2 separate regions of the Homo sapiens genome follow, and region 1 is linked to region 2. A link is a contact called in ENCODE Hi-C or POLR2A ChIA-PET data. All regions are on one chromosome and are shown on one strand. The core of a region is the stretch at or near the end of the contact, and the rest is flanking DNA. Distances in the headings are between cores, read along the strand shown.

Region 1 (2,914 bases), core at 242-2,741, 38 kb after region 2:
GGGGTGAAGGAAAGAACTGGCCCAATGTGAGTGACCTCCAGTGACCCTGACTTGGTAGGAGTACTGAGACTGGATGGACTGAATGGCCATTCCTGACCACAGGCCCAGGCCCTGGGAGGTTTTCGGGAAGCCTTGCAATCAGACAGGTACCTGTTGCTGCACCCAGACTTCCTCGGATACATGAAGAACAGATTAGAGCCAAAGGCCCGTGACACGGTAGCCTAGGTCCCTCTCATCCTTGCAGCCTGCTGACAGTTGGGAGTCTGGGGCATGTCACAGCCTGCCGCATGTCACAGCTTGCCGAACAGTGGCCACTGAAGCACACCCATCTCATCCATCACTCACTGCCAGGGAGTGTTCCACTTAGAGAGCACGGGTGCTGAGCTTCCCAGCCCTTTCTGATGCTGGAGCCTGCTAGACCAGGGGTCCCCAATCCCAAGCCTGGTCCGAGACCTGTTAGGAACAGGGCATCGCAGCAGGAGGTGAGTGGAGGGGGAAGGAGCATTACCGCCTGAGCTCCGCCTCCTTCAGATCAGCCTCGGCATTAGAGTCTCAAAGGAGTGCGAACCCTTTTGTGAAATGCGCATGCCAGGGATCTAGGTTGCGGGCTCCTTATGAGAGCATCTTAACTCATGCCTGATGATCTGAGGTGGAACAGTTTCATCCCCAACCCCCCCACCCCCACCCCCCTCCGTGGAAAAATTGTCTTCCAGGAAACCAGTCCCTGGTGCCAATAAGTTTGGGAACCCGTTGTGCTGAACATTTCAGGTGGTCTCTCTGACTGGCCTCGTTCTGTGAAAGGAACTCAATGCGATTGAGGGGACTGGCCACCCTGGATGGTTACCAAATAAGCGCTGACAGCCTTAGCTCCCCCACGAAACCCATCACGGCAAGCTCCCCACCTCACCCCCTTTTCCCCCCTCTACCGCCAGCCCAGAGACTGAGCTGTCGGGTTTTGCTCCTCCACCCTGCCCGCCCCCTCCCAGCTGTCCTGGCGTCCGCAGACTGACAGATCTGAGGGTCCTTTGGAGGGAGCCGGGCACATCTCCTCCCGGCCGCCGCCCACCCGCCACAGAGTCTAGAGGCCGAGTGCCGGGCCCGCAGAGGGCAGAGCGCAGCCAGCGCAGCAGGTGGCGGCGTCTACCCGCGCCTAGCTAGCCCCGGACGGCGCGAGGAAAGCGCCCTGCCCAACCCGAGACTGGCGGCCTCCCGGGGCTGGGCTCTGGAGAGAGCGCAGTGGCAGGAGTGGCCGCTGCCGAAGTCCCCCGGGCAGGGGGCAGGGCCAAAGGAGCGCGCGCTCTGGGCGCCGGGACGACACTCCAGCCCCGGGGGACCCGCCGCCCAGCTCCCGAGGGTGCGGCAGCCTCTGGCCACTCAGCCGGGGCCGAGAGGGAGCTGCCGGGCGGGCAGGCGCCGCAGGCACCCGGCGGGCAGGGCGGGGCAGGGCAAGACGGCCGCCTCCGCAAGTGCCACCCGGCCCACCCGGTTCTCTCCCTTCTGCCTGGGACGTCAGCGGACGGGGCGCTCGCGGGCCGGGGCTGTATGGGGCTCCCGCGCGGGTCGTTCTTCTGGCTGCTGCTCCTGCTCACGGCTGCCTGCTCGGGGCTCCTCTTTGCCCTGTACTTCTCGGCGGTGCAGCGGTACCCGGGGCCAGCGGCCGGAGCCAGGTAGGGGCTGCCGAGCGCAGAGCGGGAGGGCGCAGGGGCGACCAGGGCGCGGGGAGGGTCCCCAGCCCAGGGCTCCCCGGCGGCCCGCAGCCCTCAGCCCAACCTCCGCGTGGACCCCTCTGGGGCAGCTCTCAGCGAGGACTCGGCCGCGGCCCTTTGTCGCCAGAACCCTCTCCCAGCCTTGACCTCGCGCTGCCCGGACCCCGCGGCCTTTGCCTGGGTCCAAGGAAGACCTCGCCCCTGTGCACTGGCGACCCGCCCCGGTGCCCCTTGTTGGTGAAGTCCTCCCCGGCCTGATAAGTACACTTTCTATTGTCGAAATCTGGCTGGGTCCCCGAAGCAGATAAAAACTTCCTTTTTTGTCGGGAACTCTCCCTCGGTAACGTCAGATTCTGCTTTTTGGGCAGGGGCCCAAGTCTCCGGTTTCCAACTTCGCGGGGACCCTCCGTCGGGCCGCGGCCAGTCGCCTTTCCCGCCCGCTGCGGTCTCTGTCCGCCCCGCGCCCGCTCCCTTCTCCCCGGCTTCCGCTCGCCGTGTCTGGATAAGCCCAGTGCGGGCGCGATCCGCGAAGAGGCGGGCGCCCGAGGGAAAGAGGGGTGACTCCTGGCTCCATCCGCGTTCTCCTCCCCGCGCCGCGTCCTGCGCTCCACTCCCTCCTCCTCCCTAGGCACTTTCCTGGGTGTCCCACGAGGAGAACCTGGGAGCCGGCCTCTAGCAGGTGGTGGTTCCGGTGACTGAAGAAGCCGCAAAACGATTTCGCTTAGCTTAAGAAAGGCGGACCAAGCCGTGCGAAGTCTGGGTTTGGGAGGAGGGAAGGGCCCGGCAGCCTCAGGGAGAGGCCTCCAGCCCCAGCCTTTCCCTTCCTGGAGCTTTTCCATCTGCGCACCCCCTACCAACCTTGCTGGGGGGCTAACGGGATGAAAACAAAATAAGTATCTGGTCTCCACAGATGCTGTCAAAGGATACACCAAAAGTTGCAGAACAATGTGAAACAGCTTGCCAGTGATCAGGAGTCCAGCACTCTTAGAACAAAGGGTGCTTGCCCCGCCACGGTGACTTAACGCCTGTAGTCCCAGCACTCTGGGAGGCGGAGGTGGGAGGATAGCTTGAGGCCAGGAATTCGAGGCTGTGAGCTGTGATTGCACTACTGCATTCCAGCCTGGTTGACAGAGAGAGACCCTGTCTCAAAAGAAAAGGAATCCTTGTCACTTTTATGTAAAGATGTTTAAAACACAAAGTATCTCAAT
Region 2 (2,700 bases), core at 195-2,694:
GCCATGAGCGCTTTTCTGATCACTACTATGATACATCATGGAAGCGGCTGATCTTTTACATAAACCATGACTTCAAGCTGGAGAGAGAAGTCTGGAAGCGGCTACACGATGAAGGGATAATCCGGCTGTACCAGCGTCCTGGTCCCGGAACTGCCAAAGCCAAGAACTGACCGGGGCCAGGGCTGCCATGGTCTCCTTGCCTGCTCCAAGGCACAGGATACAGTGGGAATCTTGAGACTCTTTGGCCATTTCCCATGGCTCAGACTAAGCTCCAAGCCCTTCAGGAGTTCCAAGGGAACACTTGAACCATGGACAAGACTCTCTCAAGATGGCAAATGGCTAATTGAGGTTCTGAAGTTCTTCAGTACATTGCTGTAGGTCCTGAGGCCAGGGATTTTTAATTAAATGGGGTGATGGGTGGCCAATACCACAATTCCTGCTGAAAAACACTCTTCCAGTCCAAAAGCTTCTTGATACAGAAAAAAGAGCCTGGATTTACAGAAACATATAGATCTGGTTTGAATTCCAGATCGAGTTTACAGTTGTGAAATCTTGAAGGTATTACTTAACTTCACTACAGATTGTCTAGAAGACCTTTCTAGGAGTTATCTGATTCTAGAAGGGTCTATACTTGTCCTTGTCTTTAAGCTATTTGACAACTCTACGTGTTGTAGAAAACTGATAATAATACAAATGATTGTTGTCCATGGAAAGGCAAATAAATTTTCTACAGTGAAGATGCAACTAGTTGTTACTCCATGGATAGGGACCAGTTTTGCACATGGTCCCTTTCATTCTTCTATTCTCCCCATTAACCTGCTTTCTTTTTCAAACCCCCATGACGAGAATTGAGCTAAGCCAAAGACATTTCAGTTCACCTTACCCTTTGAGCTCTATCTGCAGGATTTGGACTCTGGAGCCTGGAACAACCCTAACAACTCTAAACAGAATAAAGTGGCCAGGCACGGTGGCCTGTAATCCCAGCACTTTGGGAGGCCAAGGCAGGCAGATCACTTGAGGACAGGAGATCTAGACCAGCCTGGCCAACATGGTGAAACCCCGTCTCTACTAAAAATACAAAAGTAAGCCGGGCGTGGTGGCGGGCGCCTGTAATCCCAGCTACTTGGGAGGCTGAGACAGGAGAATCACTTGAACCTGGGGGGCAGAGTTGCAGTGAGCCAAGATTACACCACTGCACTCCAGCCTGGGCGACAGAGCAAGACTCCGTCTCAAAAAAATAACAAAAATAAAAATAATAAATAAATAAACAAATAAATAAATAAATAGAATAAAGGACCCTCGGTAGGAGAGTGGAAGGGAGAGAGGGGAGCTTCGCTTTAGATTTCATGGTTAGGGAAGGAGGGGACCAATGGGACAGGGATTTGCTTTGCACTAAAAGGGTGCAGTGCCAGCTCCGGGCGGCAGGTGGCGGCAGCTCGGCGCCCTGCTCGCGGCGCCCTGTCCTCCGCGGCACCCCAGGCTCCTTACTTCAGCAATAAAAAGCAATAAATGCTTTTCCCCCACAAAGCTCTAGTCACAACGACTTTGACAGGGTGGACATCACATCAGGTCAGAGCAGGAGAGAAAATGAGTAGCCATGGGCAGAGAGCCCCCTTACTCCCATATTGGCCTCCTCAAATTTAAACTCAGGCTACCTAAACTTAACGACTGAGCCTCACCGAGTGTTACTCGAGTCCAAAGTAGAATATACTGATGGGTTAGATCACTCTGCTAGTATAAGCCAATAGAATTAGAAAAGATAGGTCAATTAGAGGCATAAGGATTGGAAAAGAAGAGGAAAACTGTGATAAATAGGCTACATATTATAGTAAGTTAGCAGGATATAAGATTGGCATACGGAAATCAGTAACTGTCATAAACATAAATGATAATCAAGTAGAGGATGTAATGTAGAGAAAACCCATTTACAAGAGCAACAAAGTCTGTATGAGGAAAACATTAACACTCCTGAAAGACACAGAAGTAGACCCAAATAAGCCAAGTCATCTTTTGTTCTTGGAAAAGATGACTCAATATCATAAATATGTCAGTTCTCCTCAAGTTAATTAATAAACTTAGTGCGATTCTAGTAAAATGCCAAAACATTTTTTCTAGAGCCTAAACTGATACACACATTCATACGGAAGGATAAAAATGTAAGAAGAGCTAGGAATACCTGCGAAAGAAAAGCTATGAGAGAGGTCTACCTCTACCAAATATTCAGACATACTATAAAGTCTCTATAATTAAAACAGTGTGGTACTGAAGCAGGAATAGACAGACCAGTGAAATGGAACAGAAGGTCCAGAAATAGACCCAAGCATTGTGATTAATGGTGCTCAGACAGCCAGGTGGTCATTTAGAAAGAAATCAAACTAGGTCTGTAACTCCCATCAACAATTAAATTCCAGATGGTTCAGAGATCTAAATGTAAAAAAATGAAATGACAGAGGCCGAGGCAGGCGGATCACAAGGTCGGGAGTTCAAGACCAGCCTGGCCAATATGGTGAAATGCTATCTTTAATAAAAATACAAAAAATTAGCCAGGCCTGGTGGCGCATGCCTGTAATCCCAGCTACTCTGGAGGCTGAGGCAGGAGAATCGCTTGAACCCAGGAGGCAGAGGTTGCAGTGAGCAGAGATCGCGACATTGCACTCCAGCCTGGGCGATAGAGCAAGACTGTCTCAAAAAAAAAAAAAA

Evidence for each region. A loop is a pair of places that touch in the nucleus more often than their neighbours do. ChIA-PET counts read pairs that join two places held with the same protein, here RNA polymerase II (POLR2A). Pooled maps may share reads with other maps.
Region 1: a map of endothelial cell of umbilical vein shows a loop between it and region 2 (2.6-fold over the local background). The contact joins the promoter of ST6GALNAC2 here to the enhancer-like site in region 2. A Hi-C loop is called at or near these places in 14 of 168 maps with a recorded cell type or tissue (CD14-positive monocyte, CD4-positive, alpha-beta T cell, Caco-2 and 9 more), 7 of 37 single-sample maps with no recorded cell type and 12 of 50 pooled maps. POLR2A ChIA-PET finds 5 or more read pairs at or near these places in 16 of 52 experiments (BJ, Caco-2, GM10248 and 13 more).

Annotation. Positions count from the first base shown.
Region 1 is chr17:76,584,437-76,587,350 of GRCh38, reverse strand. It overlaps ST6GALNAC2 (ST6 N-acetylgalactosaminide alpha-2,6-sialyltransferase 2), which reads left to right and starts at 1,491. Exons shown (of 9, transcript NM_006456.3): 1 at 1,491-1,667. The coding sequence starts at 1,543. RefSeq lists enhancers at 1-504, 505-1,186 and silencers at 1,055-1,344, 1,395-1,734.
Region 2 is chr17:76,622,800-76,625,499 of GRCh38, reverse strand. ST6GALNAC1 (ST6 N-acetylgalactosaminide alpha-2,6-sialyltransferase 1) reads left to right here. Exons shown (of 9, transcript NM_018414.5): 9 at 1-737. The coding sequence ends at 170. Among named protein-coding and RNA genes, the nearest start is that of ST6GALNAC1, 20 kb to the left of the region's middle. Within about 2 kb of position 1,444, at least 2 of the 41 ENCODE cell types and tissues checked have a DNase peak (open chromatin) inside an H3K27ac peak, as active enhancers do; they include endothelial cell of umbilical vein, where a contact is called at or near this core.